Regions from separate parts of the Homo sapiens genome. Here all the other regions are linked to region 1. A link is a loop called in an ENCODE intact Hi-C map of the cell type or tissue named here. Cell type or tissue: PC-3. All regions are shown on one strand.

Evidence for each region. A loop is a pair of places that touch in the nucleus more often than their neighbours do. Peaks named below come from ENCODE experiments on the same cell type or tissue, not always from the same donor. Only the 100,000 strongest peaks of a DNase experiment are listed, where the experiment ranks them.
Region 2: it touches region 1 in a loop (14-fold over the local background); 5 of 110 quality-filtered maps call a loop at or near these places.
Region 3: it touches region 1 in a loop (5-fold over the local background); 2 of 110 quality-filtered maps call a loop at or near these places.
Region 4: a loop joins it to region 1, with 22 times the contacts of the local background. A loop is called at or near these places in 5 of 110 quality-filtered maps.
Region 5: a loop joins it to region 1, with 5 times the contacts of the local background. A loop is called at or near these places in 3 of 110 quality-filtered maps.
Region 6: a loop joins it to region 1, with 4 times the contacts of the local background. A loop is called at or near these places in 4 of 110 quality-filtered maps.
Region 7: it touches region 1 in a loop (5-fold over the local background); 2 of 110 quality-filtered maps call a loop at or near these places.

The regions. Positions count from the first base shown.
Region 1 is chr3:162,283,974-162,287,973 of GRCh38, forward strand. No RefSeq gene overlaps it. Among named protein-coding and RNA genes, the nearest start is that of OTOL1, 790 kb to the left of the region's middle. In PC-3, a CTCF peak has its summit at 1,937 (motif pointing right); a DNase peak (open chromatin) is centred at 2,368; H3K4me3 peaks cover 354 bases; H3K27ac peaks cover 1,146 bases.
Region 2 is chr3:161,850,154-161,854,153 of GRCh38, forward strand. No RefSeq gene overlaps it. Among named protein-coding and RNA genes, the nearest start is that of OTOL1, 360 kb to the left of the region's middle. In PC-3, a CTCF peak has its summit at 2,015 (motif pointing right); a DNase peak (open chromatin) is centred at 1,998; H3K27ac peaks cover 1,119 bases.
Region 3 is chr3:162,389,339-162,393,338 of GRCh38, forward strand. No RefSeq gene overlaps it. Among named protein-coding and RNA genes, the nearest start is that of OTOL1, 890 kb to the left of the region's middle. RefSeq lists an enhancer at 1-156. In PC-3, no CTCF peak of the experiment used is centred here; DNase peaks (open chromatin) are centred at 1,733 and 2,153; H3K4me3 peaks cover 706 bases; H3K27ac peaks cover 2,462 bases.
Region 4 is chr3:163,041,610-163,045,609 of GRCh38, forward strand. No RefSeq gene overlaps it. Among named protein-coding and RNA genes, the nearest start is that of LINC01192, 260 kb to the right of the region's middle. RefSeq lists an enhancer at 1,547-1,716. In PC-3, CTCF peaks have their summits at 1,685 (motif pointing left) and 1,885; a DNase peak (open chromatin) is centred at 1,682.
Region 5 is chr3:162,487,893-162,491,892 of GRCh38, forward strand. No RefSeq gene overlaps it. Among named protein-coding and RNA genes, the nearest start is that of LINC01192, 810 kb to the right of the region's middle. In PC-3, a CTCF peak has its summit at 2,201 (motif pointing left); no DNase peak of the experiment used is centred here.
Region 6 is chr3:161,558,451-161,562,450 of GRCh38, forward strand. No RefSeq gene overlaps it. Among named protein-coding and RNA genes, the nearest start is that of OTOL1, 64 kb to the left of the region's middle. In PC-3, CTCF peaks have their summits at 1,148, 1,985 (motif pointing right) and 2,193; DNase peaks (open chromatin) are centred at 931, 1,151 and 2,021; H3K4me3 peaks cover 1,056 bases.
Region 7 is chr3:161,912,899-161,916,898 of GRCh38, forward strand. No RefSeq gene overlaps it. Among named protein-coding and RNA genes, the nearest start is that of OTOL1, 420 kb to the left of the region's middle. In PC-3, a CTCF peak has its summit at 2,033; DNase peaks (open chromatin) are centred at 1,273 and 2,023; H3K4me3 peaks cover 894 bases; H3K27ac peaks cover 2,670 bases.

The sequences.
Region 1 (4,000 bases):
CATAAATGTCTTCTTTTGAGAAGTGTCTATTCATATCCTTTGCCCACTTTTTGATGGGGTTGTTTGTTTTTTTCTGGTAAATTTGTTTGAGTTCATTGTAGATTCTGGATATTAGCCCTTTGTCAGATGAGTAGGTTGCAAAAATTTTCTCCCATTTTGTAGGTTGCCTGTTCACTCTGATGGTAGTTTCTTTTGCTGTGCAGAAGCTCTTTAGTTTAATTAGATCCCATTTGTCAATTTTGGCTTTTGTTGCCATTGCTTTTGGTGTTTTAGACATGAAGTCCTTGCCCATGCCTATGTCCTGAATGGTAATGCCTAGGTCTCAGCCCAAAATCTCCTTAAGCTGATAAGCAACTTCAGCAAAGTCTCAGGATACAAAATCATGTACAAAAATCACAAGCATTCTTATACACCAATAACAGACAAACAGAGAGCCAAATCATGAGTGAACTCCCTTTCACAATTGCTTCAAAGAGAATAAAATACCCAGGAATCCAACTTACAAGGGACGTGAAGGACCTCTTCAAGGAGAACTACAAACCACTGCTCAATGAAATAAAAGAGGATACAAACAAATGGAAGAACATTCCATGCTCATGGGTAGGAAGAATCAATATCATGAAAATGGCCATACTGCCCAAGGTAATTTATAGATTCAATGCCATCCCCATCAAGCTACCAATGACTTTCTTCACAGAATTGGAAAAAACTACTTTAAAGTTCATATGGCACCAAAAAAGAGCCCGCATCGCCAAGTCAATCCTAAGCCAAAAGAACGAAGCTGGAGGCATCACGCTACCTGACTTCAAACTATACTACAAGGCTACAGTAACCAAAACAGCATGGTACTGGTACCAAAACAGAGATACAGATCAATGGAACAGAACGGAGACCTCAGAAATAATGCTGCATGTCTACAACTATCTGATCTTTGACAAACCTGAGAAAAACAAGCAATGGGGAAAGGATTCCCTATTTAATAAATGGTGCTGGGAAAACTGGCTAGCCATATGTAGAAAGCTGTAACTGAATCCCTTCCTTACACCTTATACAAAAATTAATTCAAGATGGATTAAAGACTTACATGTTAGACCTAAAACCATAAAAACCCTAGGAGATTTTATGAAAGATATGTTTTTATTGTCTAGATGGTTGACTGTGTTTTGTGGTATAATTTTATGGTGTATATTACTTGCTATATTTAAAAATATGGACTCGTTTTTTATTTTTTTAATTTTCCACATATATATTACTTACTCAATGAAGTGCAATGCCAAGTCAATGATGACTGTATGTATTAACTGTTAGCATGATGGCATTGTCAGTAAGAAAGATATTATCAGCCTCTGGCCAGTCCCTCAAGACTGCTTTTAAAATCTGTCAGGCTAAAGGCAGGAAACCATTTTGTTTGCTGTACAGAATTCCAGCAATCGCTGACTGTGCACTGGCAGCGTTGTGTGTGCTGGCATTGGCCTTCCCTCTTGGGTACAATGTTTTGAGCATTGCTGCCATTTAAATTCTTGAAATAGAATGGATCAGTTCCAAGTGGCATGATTGGTACAGGCAGTGCAAGTTTATTAGAGAGACTGAGGTTTGCCCTTGATCCCGAAAGAACTGTTACTTAAGTCTTAAAAAAACTTTATGTTGTATGAGAGCAAGTGGTCTATGGCATCCATTTTATGCTGATAATACTGCAATGACAAAATGCAAAATGTGGTAGCATGAACACAGAATGCATGCTTTAACCTAGCCACATAAAGCTTAACATGCTGCTGCTAGCAAAGTAAAACAAAGCTAGATCTATACTTTTATAACTATGTTCATATTTAGGCAATTTAATATTGAGTGCTTTATATGAATTTGACACATCTCTATTATGTGAAAACTATCATCTTGCCAATATAGTTTTTAATCTATATTGAGATGCTTACTTTTGGCACAAGATGGCACTTTAACTTCAGAGATTCAATGTAATCTCAATCAGTTTTCTCATTGCAAATGGAAAATATTCAGTAATTCATCCTTTGAAAACAGAAACCAGAGCTAGAAACAGGCAAAGATAAGCAGAGAACAATTTTGTAATAGATAAGTTGTTTACATTATGATGCAAGCGAGGGTGAATGGTGGAGGTGTGAGGGCAATTGCTGCAATAATCTTTTGTTTAATGAGTTTGAAAATTAGAAATTTGAAAATTATTTATTTTACATGTGAGCAAAGTACACCTCCAGAAGTATTTTTCATTTTAAAACTCATAGAGTTTCTCATCAATTTCATTTTCTTGAGTCATGTCTAAGATATTGTATTGTGACTCAGAAAATCTCACAATTGTTTGTATCATGTTACCTCACAAGTTACTTATAGTCTTATTGCTTCCATTACTACTGTTGCTGCTGCTGCGTGTGTGTGTGTGTGTGTGTGTGTGTGTGTGTGTGTGTACTTACTGTTTTCAAGGAGTGACAATACTGGTCCCTAGTTGATTCCTTTGGGAATTGACTGTTCTCGTTTACGTGCCTCGTAAAGTTTCTGTATCAGTGCACCCTATTACTGGATATCTCCATTGTCTAGTGCTATTTAGGCATCCTCTTGGGAAAGAGCATTGAGTGGTGCTGAATTTAAGATGCATGAGCTTGTCAGAGTCACTCTTGCCCTTCTCACTTTCATACTTAGCTGAAAGCATTGTTAACTCATGGCATTCCTTGTTCTTCATTTTACTGAATGATTTTAGACTCGATATTTAAAATTATTGGAACAAATTTGGACTACCTCTACACCTGCTAATATTCATGATTGCTAAACCGTTATAAGGAAGGAAATAGTAAAGAAAAAAGGTTAAATAATCTAGCATAATTGAACTTTTTATGAACTATATACATACTTTGCTTCATTGTTTTTAAGAAGCACATAAAATAAAAGTATAGTAGAATCACAGATTGGAATTATTTAAGGGCATGTAATAATCACAATGACATCTTTTATTCATATGGTGAATACATGTTTACTGAGCATTTTTATATATACTCTTTCTTTTCTAAAACAAATATATTAAATCTTTTATTAAATGAATGGAAATTGTATCCCGGTTTCCTCATTTATATGTGTGTACAAAATTTCTGTCCTATCTGCCTCAGACAGTTTTTTTTTCTGTCTTTTTGTTAACTTCACACCCACAGTTGTGAGGATTTTTGATCTGTTTTGTTTTGTTTTTGAGACAGAGTCTACTTCTGTCGTCCAGGCTGGAGTGCAGTGGTGCCATCTCGGCTCACTGTGACCTCCGCCTCTCCAGTTCAAGTGATTCTCCAGCCTCAGCCTCCCAAGTAGCTGGGATTACAAGCATCCACCACCATGCCTGGCTAATTTTTGTATTTATAGTACAGACAGGGATTCACCATGCTGGCCAGGCTGCTCTCGAACTCCTGACCTTAAGGAATCCACCCACCTTGGCCTCCCAAAGTGCTGGGATTACAGGCATGAGCCACCGCACCCAGCCTAGTTATAAGTTTTTAATTGGAACAACTGAGTTCATTCTTGCTAATTTAGGGGTTTATGTGATGATACTTCATGGGCCTTGCAATGGCTAGGGAAGATAGGCTTGAATGCTACACTCAAAACAAACTCATCTGCAACAGAGCCCATCACACCACAGGACTGTTCTGTCAACAGTTGCTGCTCAGTGCTTATCATATTGGGATGGGCATGTGGAGTGATCCTAGAAGAAGCAGATACATTTGCCACCCTTCTTACCAGAAGACGACTCTCTCACACAGTCATTACTTCATGTTGCTCCCTTCCACATCTTTATTTCAGGGAGTACCATAGGGTTGGTAAAACAGTTGGGATCACGTGACTGCATCCCAGCTTTAAGGGCATCTGGAAATGTAGCATTTTTCCCTTACAAAAGCACAATGTGGAAAATGTCAGTATACATAGAAATGGTTCAATGGGCAGGTGGCTAAAATGTTTTTTTGTTCTGCTGTTTCAGAAACAGAATTCAGAAATTGGA
Region 2 (4,000 bases), 430 kb before region 1:
TCTTCAAGTAGGGGACAACAAATGGGTAATTTGTTCCCCACATTCATGTAGATAATAGCTCCAGCTTTGACTAATATGACCCTCCCTAATAAGGGTGTGGGACTTTCGGGCATAATAAGAAAGGCATGTGAAAAGAGCAAAGTCTCCCAACTGCAGCTGAGGAGGTGAGAGAAATACCTGGTAAGATTCCTCGGATAGTAACAGAGTTTGAGGACAGTCGTCTGGGGCAGGAGATTAAAACTGAGAAGGCTGTACCAGTGTCCAGGAGGAAGTCCACTTCCTGGCCCTCAGTGGTCAAACTTACCCGGGGCTCTGTGTGGGTTGATGGCATGAGCTGGTGCTTGCCCCGGGCACCCTCAGTCCTGTTGCTGAATCATCTGGTTGGGCGCTTCTGGTCCAGAGGTCCTTCATCCTCTGGGGCAGTGGACCTTCCAGTGATTGCCTTGGCATATTAGACATGGGTGAGGGGGCGGTTTGTTTCTTGTTGGACAATCTTTCTTAAAGTGTCCTTGCAAACTGCACTGATAACAAGCCCTACTAGGCAATTGGCCTGCTCCTCTTTTGGTTTCCTCTGAGCAACCAAGGTCTGCCTGTCTGAGGGCCATGACTAAGGCTGCAGCCTCTCTTTTATCTCACTTTTCCCTTTTGGTCTGTTCCTCTTGGTCCCTGTTATAGAACACCGAGGTTACCAGGTTTAATAATGTCTCCAAATTTTGTTCTGTGCCTAAAGCAGGCTTTTGGACTTTTCTCCTAATGTCAGCTGCTGATTGGGTGATAAATTTATCCTTTAGAATAAGTTGGCCTTCCAGGGAATTCAGAGTTAGGGAGGTGTGCTTTCTTAGAGCCTCCCACAGCCTTTCTAGAAAGGCTGAGGGATTTTCCTCTTTTCCCTGTGTAATTGTGGATAGCATTGAGTAGTTCATAGGCTTCTTCCTAGTTCTCCTTAACCCTTTCAAGATACAAGTCAGGAAGTGCCTGTTGCTCCAATCTCCATGATCTGAGTTGGTATCCCAATGGGGGTCTACACTGGGGACTACCTGTTGCCCTGTGAAGAATTTTTCCTTTTCCTCCAGGATCATTCAATTGTTTACCTGGCTGAGATACCATAAATCTCCAAATTGCTGGGCTGCCGCCAAACTGCCTCCTTTTCAGTAGGACTTAAGGTCTGATCAAGGAGCAACATGATATCCCTCCATGCTAGATCAAAGGACTGCCCTAACCCTTGTAAGACATCTATATAGTGTTATGGGGATCATCCGAGAATTCCCCTAAATCTGTCTTTATTTGTTTTAAATCTGAGAGTGAGAAAGAGACATGTACACGGGTGGGCCCAAATTCCCCTCCTACTGTTTGTAAGGGACATAGTTTGGGTATGTGGTTCGCGGAGCTTGTGTTTTCTTTTCGGGGTGCCTCTAACACTTTGGTGAGGCCTGATGGTGGAGAGTGAGTGAGGAAGGAGAATGGGAGGAGACCCTGAGTATGGATGCAATTGTGGGTCTCTGTCATTTGGGCAAAGCTTGCAGGCTTGGCACAAGGCAATATTGTCACGAAGGGCAAAGAAAACCTGTACATAAGGGACTTCACTCCATTTACCTTCCCATTTACAGAAAAGATCTAGTTGTAGAATGGTGTTATAATTAATACTTCCCTCAGGGGGCCAAGTTTCTCCATTTTGTAAGGAATACTGTGGCCAGGCATTGGTACAGAAGAAAATCAGCCACTTCTTTTTTAAGGTCTTGGGTCGAATTTGTCCCAGTTATTCAGGATACATCTTAAGGGAGTGTCCGGTTTTGAAGGTGTGGTGCCCATTTGAAATTTTAAACACAGGGATGCCCGCAACCTGGTTAGTCTTAGGGACTCATCTTCCCTTAGGGCATCCCCCAAGGGTCAAGTCTAATTGTGCTTGAAGTGCATGGTCGCCCTTGAGCCTCCCATTTGCCAGATTTAACCATGCTTACTGACGGAATGGAAACTGTCCTTGTCTCCTGCCATGCGCCCATAGGCCACTAGATGGGGCACGAGGATGGTTGGATTTATTGTAGTCCTTTTGCCAATGCATCCTACCTGTTCCAAGATGGCAAGGCCTGGGTCAGGGGCACCACTGATGCTTGCATGCTAAGGCCCAATTTACGTGGGCCTGGCCATAAAACTGTCCTTCAAGGAGAAATCTCTGAATCAGCGACAGGAGGCTTAGTAAGCTTAAAGAGGTTGGTGGATGTCCTCTAGGCCAGGGCCGAGAGAACAGCTGCTGTACTTTAGCCTTCTGTCCCCACTTGCCATCAAAGGAGTAAGCCTCTCTCTCAAGGGGGTACCAGTATCCTGTGTCCCAACTGACTATATTTTCTTCCATCCAATACCAATTATTGAATGGTTGAAACAACAATTCAACAGCTCTAAGACCCATGCCTGTGCACCACAGATTGTACTTGAGAGGCCCCAAGGAAGGGGAAAGTCTATCCGGGGAGCAATGGAGGAAATGCTCTAAGGCTTCTCCTATCCACATGAAAATTACAGACCTGTTTAAATTGTCCTGATGTGGGGGACCATACACTATGCTGGGGAACTGGCCCTTCAAAATAGCCATCAAATGGCGACAACTGCCTAAACCCTGGAGGGCACCATGAACAGGGATCTTCTGGGCACCACCCCAAGAATTTAAGGCTTCTAAATAGGGAATCTCGATCCTGCCTAGTGGGAATAATCTTGCTTATGAGTTGAGGGACAAAGTCTAACTGGTGGGCATTAGGACCCAGGAGGCAGGAGTCAGAAGATGTGGCTGTCTCATGCTCAGTAACCCATGCAGGGGGAGCCTCTGGCGGGGCCATAGTATCAACCAGGATATCTGGGAGACCAGGACGTCCGCTGAGTGCTCCTGGGTGTATTTCGGGACCACCATGGAAAGCGAAAGAGTTAGAACTGGTTCCAGGCAAACCAATGCTCCTGACTCCGAAGGGTCGGGGGTTGTTAGAGAGCCCTTTCCCAGACAGCCTGACACTCGTGTCTTTAGTCCGGCAGCCACACTAATCCCCTTTAAATGGCAGACAGGTGCCCAGTGTTTAGCCTTTGAATTCTAAGGAAGGACAGGACAGAATAGCAAATGAAAGAGGTCCATGGTGCTCACTTCGTGGTGATTGGGATGCATTTCCTGGAGTCTTCTGGCTGGCTCCCCAAATGTAACACCTAAGGTTCTTAACCTAGCCACACCAAGAATTGGTGCGGTGGCTGACCATGGCAAATGATAGAGACCTGGACTGAGAGAGAGTGAGCAGTAGGTTTCATTGAGCAGAGCAAGGGTACAAAGGTTCCACAGTGTGGAAGGGGTCTCAAACAGGTTGCCACTGCTAGTTTGGGTATTCGCCTTTCAAACGTTTTAAGTTGGGAGATACATGAGGCGGGAAGCTTGTTACAGGAGTGAGAAACAAAGGCAGTAAATTGTTTTGTGATATGTCTTAGACTTTGAGGAAAATCAGAATTGCAACTTAGGCTTTATCTACTTTATGACCTTACAGCGGCATGGCAAAAGAGACAGGATCTTACGGGACTTTACAAAGTATGTTTACAAAGAATTGGAATTGGGAGTGTAGATAAGGTCTGCTGGTCACAGAAAAATGGGCAGTTAACATTCCCTCTACTTTAGTTTCAGGGGAGGGGGAAGGGAGAGAGGGAGAGAGGACACGGGGACACTAACAGCAAAATTTTTGCTGTTTATAGCTTTCTTGGGGAAGAAAACACATGCACAAATCGTGGTGTTAGGAATATTTTAAGCATATATCTTCAATATTATTCATCCAGGACCGAAGTAAGTCCGGATGCAGGAAATGAGTGAGTTTCACAGCTTTCTGAGCCCCTACTTGGCCCAGGAAGCCCAACTGGTACCTCCTCTCACTTTCCCCCTTTTCCTGTGGATGTGGCTTCCTGTGAGCTGAACTGCAGTGATTGTTGTCTCTCTTCTGGGTCTAGCCATCCAGTGAGTCTACCTGGCTCTGGGTTGGTACTGGGG
Region 3 (4,000 bases), 110 kb after region 1:
AAATAAGGCGACTATCCTTGAATAAAGGAAAACAACCAGTTTTTGGCCTTAACCATTTGAAGGCTCTGCATGTAATTGTTTAGACAATGCGGATAAGGCCAAAATGAATCGAAAGAGAACTTGAACAGGTGTTTAAATATATCTGCTTTCATTTGTAATGGTCAAGAGACAAGACCTCTTATTCTAACTTTGTCTTGTAATTTATTTATATTTATCTTAGAAATATAAAAACATTGAACTCTCTTAAGAGTTCAAAAATTAAAAGCAATTAGAGCTTGTATTTTAAAAATAGCACTGACAAATTAGAGTCATGGTAATGCTTAAATGGCTCTTTTAGGATGTAAAACTTTGCATACTTTGTTGTTAAATAGCTGATTTAATGCTAAAATACATTTCTGTTTTAAAACTCTTGTAATCTCATGCATCAATTGTTTAAGTTCCACTAATGCAATAAATAGAAGAATAAAGTATTTGTTGAGATAATGAAATTCTGATTTAAAATATACCAGTGATTTTCTTTGGACCTTGAAGAGACCGCTTATAAATTATACAGCAAAATTAGTTTTATTCATATTTAAAATTTAGGATATGGATAGAAGCATGGTTTGGGGCAGGGACAGATCACTTTAAGAAAGCCAGGTCTGCCATTTGGGCAAGTTATTTAACCCTCTCAGTCTCATTTCCTTTATTTGTAAAATGGAGATAATAATAACTTACATTATAGCACAATTTGGAGGATTAAGATGCACTTAGAACAATGCCTGATGCATAATAATAAATGCTAATTATTCATATATTTATTAATTTGTTTTAAAATTGGTTCTCTTATTTTGTTGCATCAACATTTAAAGGATGATTTACTTTAAAAGCTATTTCTATTAATTATAAAATACCATTTGGCAATTGACAAACTTTTCCATGTCTTCTGATGAACCAGAGTACTGGACTAAGGAAAAACAAAACAAAACAAAACACCATTACTAAATTAAATTGACCTGAATTCTAAGTAAAGGGTAAGTTTTGACAGGAGATAAGTTCATATAATTTCACTTACTGTTCAGTCAGTTTTGTTAGTTCTCGCAGAATTAGACAATTTTGCTCTTGCCTTGGTGTGAATAACTAATTGCAGTAATTAACCTAACTTTAAAATGCACATGCAAGTGGCTTCCAAATTTTCTTTAAGGCCTTAACCCTCAAAGTATCTAAAACATCCATCCCAACTGGAATGATCTACTTAGGTCATCTCTGAATGACAGGTGGTCTAATGCAAAAACTAACGAATCTCTGAACACTGGGGTAAAACAGATTATAAGCCTACATTTATCCTTAAGAAGTAATTCAGAAAGATATTTCAAAGCTTATCAATATTATGTTGGATATATTTTTTCTTTTATTATTCTATTCAAGATATAATTTTTCTATGTAAGGAGTTACACTATTTCTATACGATATATATTAGAGGTAATTTTGGAGCTATGATTGTGTTAGAATAATAGAGAAAAATGGCTAATAGGGGATACTTCTGACTTCCATATGAATTTAATTTGTGAGATCTTTGCTCTCCAAGAAAAAGTAAACTTCTTCCAGTCATTTACTCTAGAGCCATACTCCGTCCCCTCAGAGTTGGGGAGGGTAATTTTCCAGTGTCTATCATGTGTGGCATCACGTTTCCCATTACTCCACCTCTCTAGTGAGGCTCAAAAACTTGACACAACATGACTAACAGGATGATGGTTGAAGATGTGGAGGGCTGAAGGGACTCTTACTCATTAAAAAGGAGTAGAGAAAGAAGAATGTGGAATAACATGCCTTGATAAGATGACTCAACTTAAAACACACCAGTTTGAAGAATGAGGAGGACAACATAACAGCGATAATTAGGTTGGAACAAAGAAATCTGTTGAGAGAAAAGGAGATCTCTCAAAACCTTTATGAGAAATTCTTCATCAGGAAAAGAAAACTGTTTTGAGTTAGAAGAAAAAAATGTTTTAAAGTGAGATATGTTGATTCTTTTCTCTGATTTAAACCTATTATTGCTAGTGGGAAAAGCAAGTAACAAGGAAAGCTGCAAAATCTAGGGAAATGACAAGAATTTACATGAGTCCACAGCACAGTTGTTTCAGGGCAATTTTTTTGCCGGTTGTTTATCCACTAGTATTCTGAAAGGTGATATGATTCATCTTTGAAAAGAAGTTTGTGTGAATCATGTTTTACAGTCTCTTTATTTGTAATCTGTGAATTTGCCCTTTCATCTGACACCATTGTTACTTCGAATAGGGAAAAAAGCAAAAGTTTCTAGGGTTGGAAGGATAGAATGTTAACAAATGGAGAATCTCAGCAAGAACTCTTGCTTTTATAAGAACTAGGACTATTAAAATATCATGGTTTATTTAAGTGAGTGTGAAGACTGAAGTAGAAGTCTGACTTTAGAAACTGCAGAAAAATAGAAGAGGTAATTTGTATTAGTCATTCATAGTCCTGATAGAAGACAGATAGCAAAATCTAATCTAAAAATTAATATTTAATAAACGAACTATTTGTGAAGATATTATAAGATTAATAAGAACTATCAAGATTATCTAAATTATTTGGAGCTGAAATCACCCTTTGGCTTGAGAAACAATGGGGGGGAACAGTCATTGAGACCCAGAAAGAGAAGCTGTAGCTGTAATACATGCATTCCTCACTGAAAGAAGCTGTGGCCTTTGGCAGAGAGACACGGCCATACTGTGATGACCCTGCAGGGAGGGAGGGAGTAGAAATAAATATTTTCCAATTCTTCTATTGGGGCCAGAAAACAATGCTCCCAAAATATGATGCTTTGGCATGCTGCAAGGACTTCTTGACCTCTTCCCATCCCCACCGCCAACACAGGGTGAAATTCTATGCTAATATTTCCTTATCTACCTTAAGTCCAGACTGCCAAAGAGAACACAATTGCTTCTATCCCCTTGCTGAAATGTCATATTATCTATCACATCAAAGAAGACAGTAATGTAATCACATTTAGATGAACTTTGTTCAAATTCCAAAGAGAATCATTTACAAGCTAATTTGTGTCTTCTGAGTTCATTCATTCCCCCTACAAATTGCCCCCTACCCCTTAAAATTACACTTCCCCCTATCTCCTTTCCCTCTGTAAAGAAGGGTATATAAGCATCTGGACCTCAGCAGGTTATTCTGTAATCATGCTCTTGTGATTCCCTTTTGCTTATACACATTGAAAACATGTGTATGCCTTTTTGTCCTATTAATCTGCCTAGTGTCAGTTTATTTTCAGTGAACCTTTAGAGGGCAGAGGGGAAGTTTTCTCTGAGCCCTACACTCACATCTCTTGCCAATGCTTCCCATACGTTAAACAAAATTGGAAACCAGAAGTTAAGAGAGCCCTTTCATGTAGTCCACAGAGTTAGCTCCACATGACACAGAGAATAATGGTGGAGTGATCAAGCAGATCTTGAGAGAAAACAGAAAATATACAGAAAATATAAACCAAATGTCTAATGATACACAGCCAGGATATACTGTTATTGAAGAATTTTTTTTCTTTGATAGGTGTCCTTATAGGTGTTGAGAACACAAAGGTGAAAAAGTAAATCATAGCCCCTGCCTTCCTCAGAGCATGTATTTAATATAATGTGTGCATGTACCTATGTGTGTTCACACTTGTATCATTTACCTGGATAATATACATGCATGTAGCCAGATAAAATCTTGAAATAAGTATTTTTATGTTTTTCATTCTCATTCACGATTCACAAATCTTCCTCTGGTAGACAGAAAAAATTATCATGCCTGAAGGCAGATTAGATGTGTTACAGCAGGAATACAGGGAGGAAGCTAATATATGGTTTGTTTTTGTTTAATTCCTTTTTTATTTTTAAGCAAGGAATTGAAATCAAAAGGGGAAGATACTGAGGGGAGAGGAGATTTCAGACAATGTCGTAACAAGATAGGAATACAAAAAATGGGAGATGAAAACAACTTGGCCCTTACCATT
Region 4 (4,000 bases), 760 kb after region 1:
AGATTTTTGCAGTGGTCAGAGAGACCTTTTAAACTGGTGGTGAGTGTGAGTCCCAAGTTGAAACTTCTGGGTGGGGATTTGAGTCTTAGGAGGAGAAACTTTGTAGCTTATTTCTGGAGAGTTTTAACAGTATTTAAATCTGAAACATTTTCAGTTGGGCTGAAAATAAACAATTCATCAACATATTAAAGCAGTGCACTATTAAGAGAGAGTTGGAAGGTGGACAGGTGTATTAGTTCATTTTCACACTGCTGATAAAGATGTAACTGAGACTGGGCAATTTACAAAAGAAAGAGGTTTAATGGGACTTATAGTTCCACATGGCTGGGGAACCCTCACAATCATAGTGGAAGTCAAGGAGGGGCAAGTCACATCTTACATGGATGGCAGCAGACAAAAAGAGAGCTTGTGCAGGGGAACTACTCCTTATAAAGCCATCAGATCTCATGAGATTTATTCACTATCAGGAGAACAGCACAGGAAAAATCAGTCCCCATGATTCAAGCACTTCCCACTGGATCCCTCCCACAACACATGGGAATTCAAGATAAGATTTGGGTGGAGACACAGCCAAACCATATCAACAGGTCTTTAGTGAGAGCCTGTCCAAACAGATGTGGGCTACTGCTAAATTCCTGAGGGAAGACTGTTCAGGTTAATTATGAGAAACATGGCTAGAGGGATTTTTGCCATTCAAAGGCAACAAAGAATTGGGAGTTTGGAGGTACTAGAATGCAAAAAAGGCACCTTTAAATCTAATTCTCTAAACCATGAGATGCCAGAAGGAATCTGGCCTAAAAGGGCATAGGAATTGGGAATGATGGGGTGTATAGGGATTACTGCCTTGTTGATAGCCCTTATGTCTTAGACCATTCTGTAGGTGCTGGTTGACTTTCTGATTGCTAAGATTGGGGAGTTGCATTGTGATTTGCAAGGGCATCATAATCCCATGCTCAATTATTTTTTCATTAGGGGTTCTAGGCCCATTTGGGCTTCAGGCTGTAAGGGATATTGGGGTTGCGAAAATGTTCAGGTTCTCAAGATGGATTTTTACAGGGTATGCAAACAAAGAACGTCCTGCAATGGAGGTATCCCATACTTCTAGAGGAACTTGTTGTAAAATGTAGGATTTTAGGAGATTGGAGCTTTTGGTGGCAGGAGCTAGTAATGCTAATATTGGGCAGGCATGCTTAGGGAATTGAAAGCTAGTTTAGAGTTTTGTCATTATATCTTTTCCAAGTAGGGAGATAGATAGCACAGCTTGATAAAACCAGGAAAGGGTAAGTAAAAACATTTTTTCTTCAGAGTGCACAGTAAAGGGGAAGTGAAGCGTTCCTGCTGTAGCTTGCTGTCTATGCCAGTGAGGATGATTGAGAACCAATAGGTAGTTCTGGAAAAACTAGGGCTCAATAAGTAGACTTTGTGTTGATTAAAGACTCAATCTTATTCCCTGCCACATTTAGAGTTACCTGAAACTCAGCTATGGAGATGGTAAATAGAGAAGCCTGGGTGGCTTCTGAGCCTCATCTGTGAGCAGAGTTAGGGGCATTTGCTGTTGTCATCCTCCCAAATTGGCCCGTAATGGGAGTTGTTGGTTGTGGGATGGCCTTCCCACATGAGGAAGAGGTCCCGTTTCCAATGCCCCACTTGTTTGCAGTGTGCACAGGGGCCACCTGGTGGCCTATGAGGAGCAGAAGATGTTTCAGGAGGGTTTGGGAAGTTCCGGCTAATATTCCCTGGTTGATTATAGCAATAGCAGATAGAGGGCTCCTTAGTGGCCATCAGGCTCCAACCTGATGGCTGACCTGGGGTCCTTGGTATGAACAGAGAATTTGCAATGGCAGCAGCCATGTAGTGAGTCTGCAACTCATCTCTTTCTCAATCCTTCCCATCTCGTTTGGCCTGCAATATTTCTTCCAGATTATTAGAGACCTGAGGGCTGTGTCCAGCAAAGTGGGGAAAGGACTTTTTGTTTCGTGGTCTAGTTTCTGGAGTTTGGGCCTAATACCTGGAGAGGCTTGGCTGAGAAAATGAACAGCCAGAATAGCGAGGGCTTCTTAGGGTTCGTATTAGTATATTTTCTCATGGCTTTGGCCAGCCTGGAGTGAAATAGAGTTGAGTTTTTATTTGACCCCTGTGTTACCTCTCTTAGTTTGGGGTAGTTGCCTGGTTTATGACAGCCTTTTCCATGCCTTTAATTATAGAAGTAATCATATAATTACAACATTACCTGCCAGCATTTTCCTCATGGTAGCCCCATATAGGATTAACATCAGGGACTGTCATTCTCCCTGGGCCAGACTCCTGATGGTTCTGGTTATGAACCTCATCTGCCCATTGTTGAGCTAGATACGGAATTAAGGTCTTCTCTCATGTATACAATAGGTGGTAAGGTTAATATAAAGGTCCTGCCATTTGAGATTAAAGAAAATGTAAGTCCTTTGAATTCCTTTGTGAATTCAAAGGGTCCTGGTTACAGGAGCTAAACTTAGCTTTCTTTCTGAAAGAGGACTCTGATGGTGCCTAGATTCCCATTTGCCCCTTCTCAGTGTAGCAGAATCTTTTCTGGGCCCAAAATGTAATTATAACTGACCCTGGCCTAATATGTGAAGTGGAGAAGGGTCCCTTAAGGCAGAGGCACTGGAAAACGACATACAAGTTTGGGATGACGAAGAGAAGGTGAGGGAGAAGGAGCAGGTAGAGTAGGTATACTTGAATGTGAAGGTAAATTTTCAGGGGAAGAAGATGCAAGGGTGTTCTCAACTGGTCTATCTGGATGGGCAGAGTGGAAAAGGGCAAAGGAAGGGTCATCTAGAATGTAAGAGAAGTCAGTGGGTTAGAAAATTTAGCCAAGCACATTCAACAGATTTGGCAGAGATCAGGATCCCGAGAGAAAGTCATGAAAGCCTGGACATGAGGAATTTCAGGCCATTTAGAAATTTTGTGACAGAGCACATCAAGTTGCAAAAGAGTATTAGAATCCAAAGTCTTTTTCAGAGACCAGGCTAGTTGATCTGGGAGGCCAAACTACATTATACAGAAAATTAGGCACTTTCTTTTGAGAGTCTGGGAGCCAAATTTGTCCCAATGTTTTAGGTTGCAACCCAGAGGTGAGTCTGAAGAAATAGATGGAATTTGCTCTATGCTGGGACTGAAAAACTTTCTGCTGCTTGGAGCTAATGTCCACTGGGGACACAAACTGCATTTTCACTTGGGCATCCTGCCATGGAAAAGGGTTCCACTTGTATCTGCTCAGGGACTCTGAGACACATTTTCCAAAGGGGAGTCCCAACTATTGTAAGAACTGGCACTGGGGCCAACGGCCTACAGCACTGGTGCCAATGACACTGGGGCATTTTGCTGGATGGCCAGTCCAGTATGAAGAACGAGGGAGAAGGGTGAATTCAGCCTGAAACCAGCTAAGGAGAGGGAATGACAACGGGAGATTCATCACTTTAAAGCCGCTTGAGATCACATGATTTGAGAACCTCTGAAGCAGGAGAGGAAGTTGTCTTCACGGGAGAATTAGAGCAAGTGAAACAGAGGGTCTAAGTCTCCTAAAATGTTTGTGGAACCACACAAAGGAATTGGGGACCTCTGACCAGAGAGGGTAAGAGAGATTTCCTCCATTATGGGCAAGGCAGCCAGCCCTGTTTACCCCTTGGCCTTCAGGAAACACCAGGGGGTGGACCTGGCCATGTATCATCAACTACCAGAGGGCTACTATAAGCTGGCTGCTGGAAGGCTGAAAAAAAAAAAAAGAAAAAGAAAAAAAGAAAAATGAACCTAGGTCCCTCACCTGAGCAGGTGGTGGTAGTCACACATTTCTGCATGGAAACCCTTCAGTTTCACCAGAGTGTAGCCCTGGACAGACACCTTCAGTTGTCTCTGTACTTAGACACTGACCTCCAAGGGTCTTGAGTAGAAGGGGAGAAAGGGAGAGGAGAGTCCGCATATGGAGAGATTTCCCACAGGGAGAGAAGTTCTGTAGGGGAAAGGT
Region 5 (4,000 bases), 200 kb after region 1:
TAAGAGTTTCAAACACAAAAACACTGCACAAAAATATTTTATTATTTTATCCTTATTTTATAAACTTTTATCTACTTAAATATTTAAAATTTATTTTTTAACTTTTTATTAAAAACTAAAACATAAACACACACGTTAGTCTAGGTCTACACAGGGTCAGAATCATCAATATCACTGTCTTCCATCTCCACATTTTGTCCTATTGGAAGGTTTTCAGAGGCAATAACATGCATGGAACACTCTAGTCTCTTAGAATAACAATATCATCTTCTTGAATACCTCCTGAAAGACCTGCCTGAGGCTATTTACGTTTAACTTTTTAAAGTTAGAAGTACACTCTATAATAACAAGGAAAGTATAGTATAGTAAATACACAAGCCAGTAACATAGTCATTTATTATTTTTATCAATTACTATGTACTATATATAATTGTATATGCTATAATTTTATACTGCTGGCAGAGCAGCAGATTTGCTTACACCAATTTGTTTATTCACAGACAAATGAATAATGTGGGGCACTAAGACCTTGCAACCACTATGACATTACTAGGCAACAGGAATTTTTCAGCTTCATTATAATCTTATGGGACCACGTAGTATATGCAGTCTGTCTTGACTGAAATTTCTCTCTGCAGTTTATAACTGTACTCAATCAAATATAAATAACTATAAAGTGTGAAGTGCTTATCAAGGGGATCTAATTTTGTCTTGGGGGAGTGGAGTGGCTTCAGTAAGGTATGTTTTTTTAAAGATTAGCAGAATTTAACCTTGTGGAAAATAGTGCTAAGAATTAGAGGTGGAATGGTCTTCCAGACATCACTGGCCATCAGATAAATGCAAATCAAAACCACAATGAGATACCATCTCACACCAGTTAGAATGGCGATCATTAAAAGTCAGGAAACAACAGGTGCTGGAGAGGATGTGGAGAAACAGGAACACTTTTGCACTGTTGGTGGGACTATAAACTAGTTCAACCATTGTGGAAGTCAGTGTGGAGATTCCTTAGGGATCTGGAATTAGAAATACCATTTGACCCAGCCATCCCATTACTGGGTATATACCCAAAGGATTATAAATCATGCTGCTATAAAGACACATGCACATGTATGTTTATTGTGGCACCATTCACAATAGCAAAGATTTGGAACCAACCCAAATGTCCAACAATGATAGACTGGATTAAGAAAATGTGGCACATATACACCATGGAATACTATGCAGCCATAAAAAATGATGAGTTCATGTCCTTTGTAGGGACATGGATGAAGCTGGAAACCATCATTCTCAGCAAATTATCGCAAGGACAAAAAACCAAACACTGCATGTTCTCACTCATAGGTGGGAACTGAACAATGAGAACACATGGACACAGGAAGGGGAACATCACACACCCAGGACAGTTGTGGGGTTGGGGGAGGGGGGAGGGATAGCATTAGGAGACACACCTAATGCTAAATGATGAGTTAATGGGTGCAGCACACTAACATGGCACATGTATACATATGTAACAAACCTGCACGTTGTGCACATGTACCCTAAAACTTAAAGTATAATAATAATAAAATAAAAAAAAAGAAAAAGTCATTTCCACATGCTCTCTCATGGTTATTTTGGTGATGAGATGATAAGAAGGGAGGTAGTAGCATATTTAAGTAGCTTTTATTGGATTCAAATAGGTGAGAAAACAAGCCTGTCTTGCACTTCCAAGAGTGAACAGCCAATAATATCACTCAGAGGCCTTTTATTTCTGCATATGCTTTTAACTGAAGGTTGACCTCACATAGTTTTCTAACAATGATTTGTAGTAAGACCTGTAGCATCCAAATTTAATTATTATCTCAAAGGACCAAATTTCAAGTAAAAAAATGGTCACACATATTAGAGGTCCAGGGAATCTAGGCAAAAGACAGATCTCTATATTCAATTCTTCATTTTCTATGGGAAGAATTTCAAATTAAATTAATAATTTTTTTCTCTTTTTTACCTTTATTTGTTCCTTTTTTGTTTTATTTTGTTTTGTTTTTAGAGTCGGGTATCACTCTGTCTCCAGGCTAGAGTGCAGTGCTGTAATCATCCCTTGCACGCACTACAGTCTTAGACTGCTAGGCTCAAGCAGTCCTCCCACCTCACCCTCCCAATTAGTTGGAATTATAAGCCTGAGCCACCTAGTGGATCCTTAATAGATTTCTCCACCAAACAGTTTCTAATTGCTATGTTTGCATAAGGACTATCCCTGACATGATATGAACCATCATTTTTCAGGAATCCTCTAAGAGCTGGCATGCACATTAATAGGATATATATAAAAATCAAATAATCAAAAAATCTTAAAGATGAAACAAAAAATGTTACTTCAACTATTTAATAGTTACTACGAATAAAATGATGATTTGAGGGCAGACTGTTTTTCTTGAAGAATAGGGAGAGCACAGTATAACTAACAAAAGTACCTATTGCTATTTATAACAGAGTTGAAAATTTAGGGGACACTGATTTATTTACTATATTTAATAAACATATTTAAATGCTCGAATTTTCTGTGTAAGTCAGAATATATCTAGTCATTTTCAGATAGGCCTCTGATTTATAATGGAATATTACTGATGTTTCACATATAAATGCAAATCTTTTTCTATGAAGAGAATAGGAAATTAACAGATACAATAAACCATATGCTGTACAAAATAAACATTATTTGAAAAAATTTCAAAGTATAGGATCAGCAGAAGCATTTCAGGTTGTTTAGATATAGAATTCCTATATAAGCATACATATAAGCATACATATCAGGCAAAATTCCACATGTAGAAAAAGAAATCTCAACTTTTTATTTTATAATTTGCATCTCATGGTTTATTTTATGAGACAATAATTTGCACTTAAAGGACTAGATGTTACAGATTATTATTTAATTACTTTGCCTTGATAAATTGAGAGGCACTAAATTTCCTTTTAGAACACATCTGAAAGCTCCATTGGCACTTCTGAAAAGAGAAGTGTTAAAATATGCATATCCTGGATCATGCTTTCCAAATTGTTTTAGAATAATAAATATTCAATTATTTTGTCATGGGCTTCTTATTATTCTTTTCATTATTTGAGTTCTTGCTCTGTTGCTCAGGCTGGAGTGCAGTGGCACAATAATGGCTCACTGTACCCTCGAACTCCTGGGCTCCAGTCGTCCTCCCACCTCAGCTTGCTGAGTAGCTGAGACTACAGGCATAGGTCACCATCCCACCCTAATTTTTATGTATTTTGTAGAGGCAAGATCTTGCTGTGTTTCCCAGGCTGGTCTTGAACTCCTGGAGTCAAGCTATCTTCCCACCTCACCCTCCCAAAGTGCTGGGATTATAGGCCTGAGCCACCGCATCAAGCTATTTGTTTTTTGTTTTGTTTTGTTTTTCACATGTTTACTTATGTTTGTGAGTTGGCCTTCTTTAAAAATCAAGATTGCTTTAAAATGTATAATGATTGAAAAATATTTTTTGAAGTTATTTAATTTTTACGTGTGATCACTAGAAATATTGAATGTAGAAATGCTATTAGGATGCTGACAATGAATATATCTAACACAATTATGAAGGTTTTAGAAACTAGAAGGTATTTGTTTATTTTTGAATTATGTTTTATGCTTTCAAAATGTCCAAGTGACCAATTTGCTCTCCTTTGGTATATTTTCGTATCCATTAGTTATTCTATTATAAATTACCTTAAAATGTAAAAATCGATACCTTTAAAACATAGTAACTCTTAAAACAATTTTATAAGTAATTTGTACAGGTAATTTTATACTCTTTAGATTTATTTGAATACTTCCTTAAAGAGGAAAATGAAAAAATATAGGTCAAGAATTATCAGGCATAACAATGACACTAATTACAAAAGACTTGAAAAGTAAATTTAATGTTCATTATTGCAAGAGATAACTACTGGATTCAGGTAAATTATAATATATAGAAATTCAACTTTCATAAAATACAACATACTAAAAATA
Region 6 (4,000 bases), 730 kb before region 1:
CAGAGGATATGCACACACCATCAGCAAGACCTCTGCAGCGTGCTGCCAGTTCCCAAGCACATTGCTCTCTGGAGTGTGGCCAAGGTCCACTGCGACAGGTCAGGTTGTGCTGGAGTTACTGTAATATCCAAGCCATAACTGATGTGTTAGAAGCACCTTCTATGTATAATGGTAGAAAATCACCTAAATGTCCTTAAGAAAACCAGGCAGCCTGCTGTGTGGGCTGTGCTCCACAAGCGAACACAGAATTGTCAGCAAATTCTTTCCTGAGATGTCCCCTTTGAAAATTTATGCTGCACATTAGGTCCTCCCTTGTTTGTAATGCTGACTATGGATGCAGGCACTTGATTTCTCCTCATTTTGCAGATGAGTTGGTTTGAAGACTGGAATTAAAACATGAGTGGCTTATCAGATAGCAGTAATGAATGTGGCAGGAAGCCTGGAATCTGGACCTCATTTTCTTTCTCTGTCCCTTTCTTTCTCTTCTATTTTGCTTTTCAAATGGTTGTTGTTTGTATGGTTCACCTTGATTAAATTGGTTCCTAAAATATTTTTGGTATAAGCATGTAAATTCAGTTTGGTAAGAAACATAAATTTTAGCTATGTCAGTGCTAATAGAACTTTCTGCTATGATGCAAACATTCTGCATCTGTGCTGTCCAGTTCAGTAGCCACTAGCTACATGGGGCTATTGAGCATTTGAAATTTGGCTAATATAACTGAGGAAGTGAATTTTTAATCTTATTTACTTTTAATTAAACTAAATTTAATTTTAAATAGCAACTTGTGACAACTGGCCACCATATTGAATGGTGCAGATTTATAGACCAACCCATTCATTTTACAGATGGGAAAGTGAGACCCAGGGAGGCTACTGGAATTTGCCCAAGAGCACACATAATTAGTAGTTGACTCAAGCCATCTAAAAGATTAGTCAGCATCTTCTGACTCATAAAATAGTAAGTTCTGATATCTCAGCATAAAGTTTTAAGACTCTTTGCACCTTCAAAACGAAATGAAACAGGTGAAAACAAAAATGCTGCTACATTTTGTGCCAGGTTAACTTTTTGCATAATATTCTGTGAAAAAACAGGGCCCAAGAAGAAAATAGCACTGGCGAACGCTGCCTGTTATTCCACATAAAGCCCTAGAGTGGCGCTGTTGTATAACTTCTGATGCCTGCAAAAGCCAAATCAAAAAACCCAAACCAATGAAAAGCCACCTTGTTCTTCCTATTCCTGCTCTGTCCACCTCCAGCAGTTTATTCTTTTATGTTCAGATCTTTGAATATTTTACTTCCTAAAAGAAAGAGAAATAAAAATCTTTCTGTAGGTCTACAAAAATAGATTTCCTTATATAGGAGGGAGAAATCCTGAAGTTTGGTTCTTGTTTTATAAGGTATTGAAGATACTATGGAGGTTAACTCCTTGAGGACGTTTAAACGTATCTTTTTGAGTTTTTCAATAGATAAGATTAAGGTGGCATAGAGACATAACTCATCAATACTCTGACTTCCTGCTCTCTGAGGACACATTCTTCAATGACATCTCAGATCACTTAAATTATGCGTCTTGGTCAGAATGTCCTTTCTGGGAAAGGTTGGGGCAACACGATTTGTAGACTGCGGTAGGATAAGCACATTTGACAGGTAATGTGTGGTTTCAATCTAAGGCTTCTACACACCTCACTAAAAGGCACGTTAAGAATTTTTTTTGTGTGTGTAAGCAACCTAGCGCTTTAGCATCTTGGGTCCCCCGATTCAGAGCCTCCCATCCTATTAGTGTTGTTCTGTCTCCTGGAGAGAACACTTCATGTAGACATTCAGTGATGCCACGTGCCTTGTAATTCCCTTAAAAGTTAATGAATGTGTTAGAATTAATTTTAATAAACGTTGATTAATTGCAGTTTGATTTGCGTTTTGAAGAACAAAGGCATCGCAAATACAAATCAGTGTTTGGCAGATTTTTCTTAGTTGCTTTGAAGGTTTTCACAGCAGATGGCAGTGTTGCTCTGCAGATGCTACTGAGCCAGCCCGGTGGAGGCAGCCAAAATTCCTATACATGCTCTCCAGGCAGCGCTACAAGATCCGCACCCCCAAAATTAGGGCCTGGACACAGACCAAATGAAGAGTCCAAGCAGAATTCGAAAGAATCACTGAGACTGCTGTGAATTCAAAATATGGGGATTATTTGAACCTTCTTCTGTAATTTAATTCAATGAAGTCAAATTGAGTTCCTGACAAGTTCAGAACCACATACATGAATAAAATGGTCAAAAATTTCAAACAATGGTTGATTGTGTGTGTGAGTCAGGGAGAGGCCGAGAAAAGGATAGAAAAGATGTGTCGATGATACTATAGTATGCAGCATATAGATATATGCATATCTCATCAATTTACACTATCTATGTTACATATAGATACCATAGCAGGTCAATGATTACTGCTACAAAGATAAAAATCTCTTGTTACAGGTGCACAGAGAGGGAGTAAAACTGAATACTTTCCTTGTCTACAGAATGAAGATAGGATTAGTAATATTCCAAGGTCACTTCCGGCTCTGACATTCTGGACGTTTGTGAATATTTTCCTACATTGTGGTACTTCCACACCTTCAGAGTTGACGAAACAGACCATTGTCCTTCAAATCACACTAGCATGAGGGAAGCCATGGAGCTGGATTACTCTCAATGTCATATCTTTTTTGGCCTTTGGATGTTATTTAGCAAGATGTGTCCAAATTGCATGTGATAGTGACCAAAGCAATTAGGGAGATTGATTTGGCATGCACCATTTCATTCTGTGCTCCCTACAGGGAGAGACGGAGGAGCCCATCAGGGTCCAAGATAACTAAATTTGATTTTGCCCCAATTAAGACACTAACTTTGCAAGTTGTTTTGATGTTGTTATATTTAACTTAAACTTTATTATTTTAAAAATAAGTGTCTCAGAAACAAGAATTTCAAAATTATATTAAATGTACTTGTCCTTTCTAAAGGTCTTTCTGTCTCCCTTATGTTAGTTTATGGTTTGAAAAAAAAAAACACTAGTAACTTTCCGAATTTATTTTATGTTACTTTCTGAGTCTGTGTATCATTTATTAAGTCACATCAATCTGTTCATTAATTTTAGGTTGCTTCATTATATTACTATTGTTTTTATGTCGTTTGAAGGTATTAAAATGTCACAGAATAATAAGAACAAAAAAGCATGGCTGTAACAGCTCTGATATTTTCTGGGTATTGATTCCCTAATTGGATTAGAGTCTCTCTTTGACAGAATTCCAAGAAGGTAAAGGGCTAGGCCATGATTCACAACTGGTTGGGTCTGGTCCCAATGACCACCGTGATGCATATTCATTCAACAAACACTTACTAAGGGTCCACAGTGGGCCTGGCTCTGTGTGCTGTCAGTATTGCCCATGCAGCTATAGGGTGAGTAGCAGGAAAGGCAGCCTGAGTTTTGGAGTCTGTTCCAATCTGCTTTCATGTCTGCCTCGGAGAAGGAAGAGCCACTAGGAATTACTGAGGAGAGCCGAAATGGCAGGTGGCATGAAACGGGATGCTGAGGCTTTCCTCTCTGTGTGCTTGGAAGCAATGTGTGGCTTCTAGGTGATAGGTCTGGACTTTATGGGTATCTTTTGGGCAGCCTCAAAGACCCATGAACTCAGAGCTTGAAGGTTGAATCAGTTTTCCAGAGCTATAATGCCAGCAGATAGCTTCTGCAAGGCAGCTGATTGTTTTGTAAAATTTTGAGAGATGCTGGGAGTGTTGTAGCTCTTTCGCTGAAATGTGCACTATGGATTTTTATGCAACACTATGATTATGAAATGTCTATTACAGAAAATATTAATTGCTTGATTTTGCTTTCTTCCAATTAAGTTCTCTACACTTCTGTGGTGAGAGTTCTTGCAGATAGGACAAGCCAAGTTATCCTATAAGGCTCAAGTGTCCTGCTGTGCGCTCCTGTAGACCTACATCATAGCTATCTCCTGGAAGTAAGC
Region 7 (4,000 bases), 370 kb before region 1:
CATCTTTTTAAGGCAGATTTTTCAAAGTCATATTATTTCCTTGTTCAAACATTTTCAATGTTTGCCCATTGCTTGTAATTTAACGACAAAATCTTACCTAAGAATTCAAGATCCTCTACAATATGATTTATATCTCCTACTCCATATACACAAATGTTGCTCTGCTTAAATTGTTCCCCTCTCTTTTGTACCCATTCTTCCCCTAACCGACCCCATTTTTTTCAACTTAAAGGGACGCTACACCAACATCAAGGCTCATGCCAAATGCCATCTCATAGAAGCTGTTTCTGATCCCCATAATACATAAAATTTCCTTAAGACTTTTTTTTTCACACGGCTCTTGTGCCATTTCATTTTATATTTTAATCATTTGGTTATCATTTTATTTCACCCTTTTGGAATGCACCCTCTTGGAAGGAAAAGACAGTGTTCTGATGATCTATTCTAGCACCTAACATATAGTGGATTATCATAAATGCTCAATTAAAAAAACTGTTAGGTTAAACTAAGCTCTAAATATTGAACTAAAACATGAATGGACATTAAAGTATTTATTTTCATTTTGGTTGATTCATAACCAGCCATGGTACAGTCATAGAAGTAGGGAGAAGGGTACTTGAGAAAAGGTGAAACATATATCCATAAGAACTCAGTGTTGCGTATACAAAGCCTCATTACTTGGAAGCTGTTCACAGCTGAACAGACATTTAGTATAATTAATCAGTACAGAGAGAGGGAGAAAAAGAGAGACAGAGGGAGACAGAGGCAGAGACAGAAAGATAATCTTAAACTAAAAACTTAACTGCTATAAGTAGGTATAATAGCCCAGATTTTTATTCTATTATTAGAAAGTTCAATATTTTGGCAAGCAAAATATTTAATAGATGAATTAAAACAATTATTCAAAATCACATAATAATAATAGCTAACACTCATTGAATTTTTCCAATGTGCCATGCTGTAGGTAAACTGCATGCATTATATCTCTTAATCTTCCAAAAAGCCCTATGAAGTAGGCATTATTTCCCCCCATTTTATAGAAAAGAAAACTGAGGTTAGGCTACCCAGTGGGTAATTAATTGAGCCAGAGTCACACCTGGGTCAGTCTTGCTCCAGAGCTCATGCTCTTCCTATTTTATTTTTATTCCCTCCCAAATGATCTATTTTCCCATCAGTTTTCCATAGCTTTTCAGTTTTAGAAATTTTCAAGTTGAGAGCCATGCTAAGGCATCTGCCTGGTGAAGACCAGGAAATGAGTCATTTTCCAGATCAGGGTGAAGTTCATAGTCCCTGTGCACCACAGACAGACCATCCTATTCATCATCTCCTGTACATTTAAGCTCCATTGCCTCCTTTTACCATAAACATTAACAAATTAGGACAATAAGGCTGGAGTTTGCAGCTTAAATTCAACCAAGAAAAAATAATTTGGGATTCTTTGTTTGCCAGATGTGCATGATAGGCTGATAATCAGGAAAAGGGAAAATTCACCATCACTGTCGGTGTGGTAGGTTTTAAAGTGTGACCTCATCATTCCATTCTGGGGATGTAAAATGTGTTCAAAGACTTATCTATAACGTCTGAAAGTATAAACCTCATAGAAAAACAAAGTTGAATTTTTTTAAAAGTGACTGGAGTATTAGAAATATTTTTAAAAATCAATCCACTTCAGCCAGGATGACATCATAATGTAATCATTGAAAGTAATTTATTAAAAATAATCTGAACAAGCCCCTCAAACTGACTTCTAGTTCCCATTTTAAAGGAGATAAATTGGGACCTGGAGCTGCTACGTTAAATATTCAGCCAGATAAGAAGTGTGTTTGCTTTGTGACAGACCCCTTGAAATGGGGTTTGTTAAAATGAATGCACTGCATTCACAGAAACAGAAGCGCTTCTGGGTCCTGCTGGCAATAAATCCAGCAATTCGATTTTACTTGGATGTTTATCATCTCTCTCCTTCTGTGCACCGCAATGCGAAGGGGGAGGGGAGACGGCTGTAGTTCAGCTTACAGGCTGCTGGTGTCATCCCATTACCACAGAATGAAGATGGTGCATGGCGTGTTGCTATTCAAGCATTTAATACATTAGTCTGTAATTTTTGTCTTGGAGGTAATGAGGCCTGACAGCTTCGGCTGGTGCATGATAACAAACCCACACTGGTATCTTTCAAATTCTTCGTTGCCAAATTCATAAAGGAAGAAATGACTTTTGCAAGATGACAGTAAACATGCTTCATTTTATAAGACATTGTGGTTAACAACCTGAAACAATGAAGTATTTTTTTTGAGCTATAGCTAAACTAATTTGAGCTATATTAAAAGTGCTGATGTGGATGCCAAGCCATTGCTTTTTTTGCTTTTGTTTTTGGCTTGTTTTCTTTTTGGTTAGGGGGAGGAAACTCAGGAAAACATACACAGCTTAATTCTCAGAGTTTGACAATGGTCATAATAATGATGGTAATAAAGAGTTCTGCCAATAGTTCCCTCCCTAGGGCCTTATCTTGAAAAATAAAAAGAAATCAAGCAAGATGGGTTCTTAGAAAGGCTGGGATTGCCGCACAGCGTTGTCACTTCAGTACACAGATCAGCTGCCGTGGAAGACAGGAGACAGACTGCTGATGAGCACCTCAGTGGAGTATCATGGCTTTTCAGTGACAGTGAAGTGCAAACGGGCTTTCAGGCAACTGAGAAATCTTTGGAAAAAATTTGTTTTAACACCCTCTGACAACTGGTTTTTAAGCATAATCATTGGAAGAAACCCATTGCAGGAATCATTTTTAGTTGAAATTAGCTGACAAATCCAAGGCTCATGGGGAGTAACTGGCATTTGAATTGTGGAGTCTTGCCAAATGCAATAAGAAACACATTTACTAGGAGTAAATATTCCTGTACCCCATCAACCAGGGTTAAAGAAGGGGCCCACTGTTCAGACACACACTTTTCTCTTTTTGAAAGCTCTGTTGAATCCTAAATGCAAAGTTCTAAAAAAGAAGACCGGAATAGAAATAATGAACAAAGGCAGGTCTAAGAGGAATGACATTACCAGTTCAAACAATAAAATTGTTCCCTCTGTTTAGAATAAAGCCATGCTATAGAGATGTGAAAAATTTGGAGATGAGAGAAAAGATGCATTGATTTGAGTATCTGTATTTGTAGGTACAAAAAGTTATTCATTGTGTTTTATTTAGCACTAATAATATAAATTAATTCTTGCTGATAATTATTTTTAAGAAAGAAGGATTAATAACTTTAAAATTTTAAATTGAATTGAACAATCCTGGCATTATAACTGCTTTTTAAAGATAATCAGATTCCTGTAAGTTTATAAGCTAGAAGTCCTTAGAAAGAAAATAGGGAAATCAATCTAGTCATCTAAGCAAAAGATTGTATAACAAGTGGGTACATTTTTCTAATAGAAAATACATTTGAAAAAGATGGCTTTCTACTTAATCACATCTTTCTTTACTGCAGATAGATTGTCTCCTTCAGAACTGTAAATGTTTTAGAGGATATCACTTGATGCAGCAGACAAAGAAATGTCCTAAAATGTTTCTAGGAAATATAAAAGCGTTCACATAAAATGAATAAGACTTTATGCTCAAGAACAATTATTAAATGTAGCAGTAGGCCAAACATTTTCATACTGTTATTTCCAAAATCTTAGCCTTCAAGAATCCAAATGGAAAGTCATCATACCATAGACTCTGAGATTTTAAGCAAACTTTTATTTTGGCCTTACTTTCCTTATATTAAATAAGCACAAGCATTTTTAAGTAATCTTTTATATTTTTCCTAAATGTTCACCATAGCATAGACAGTTCACCTTGCACAAATGCATAGCTTTACTTAAAAGTTGTATTCATAGTTGAGTTTATTTTGTGTGATCGTGTTTGAAGGCAACTTGAAAGCAGATGTGAGGACCTACTTTTCCTCTTCTGAGACACTGCTGTGACTCAAAATGCTATGGACCTCTTCCAGTAGTCTATAAGAAGGATTCC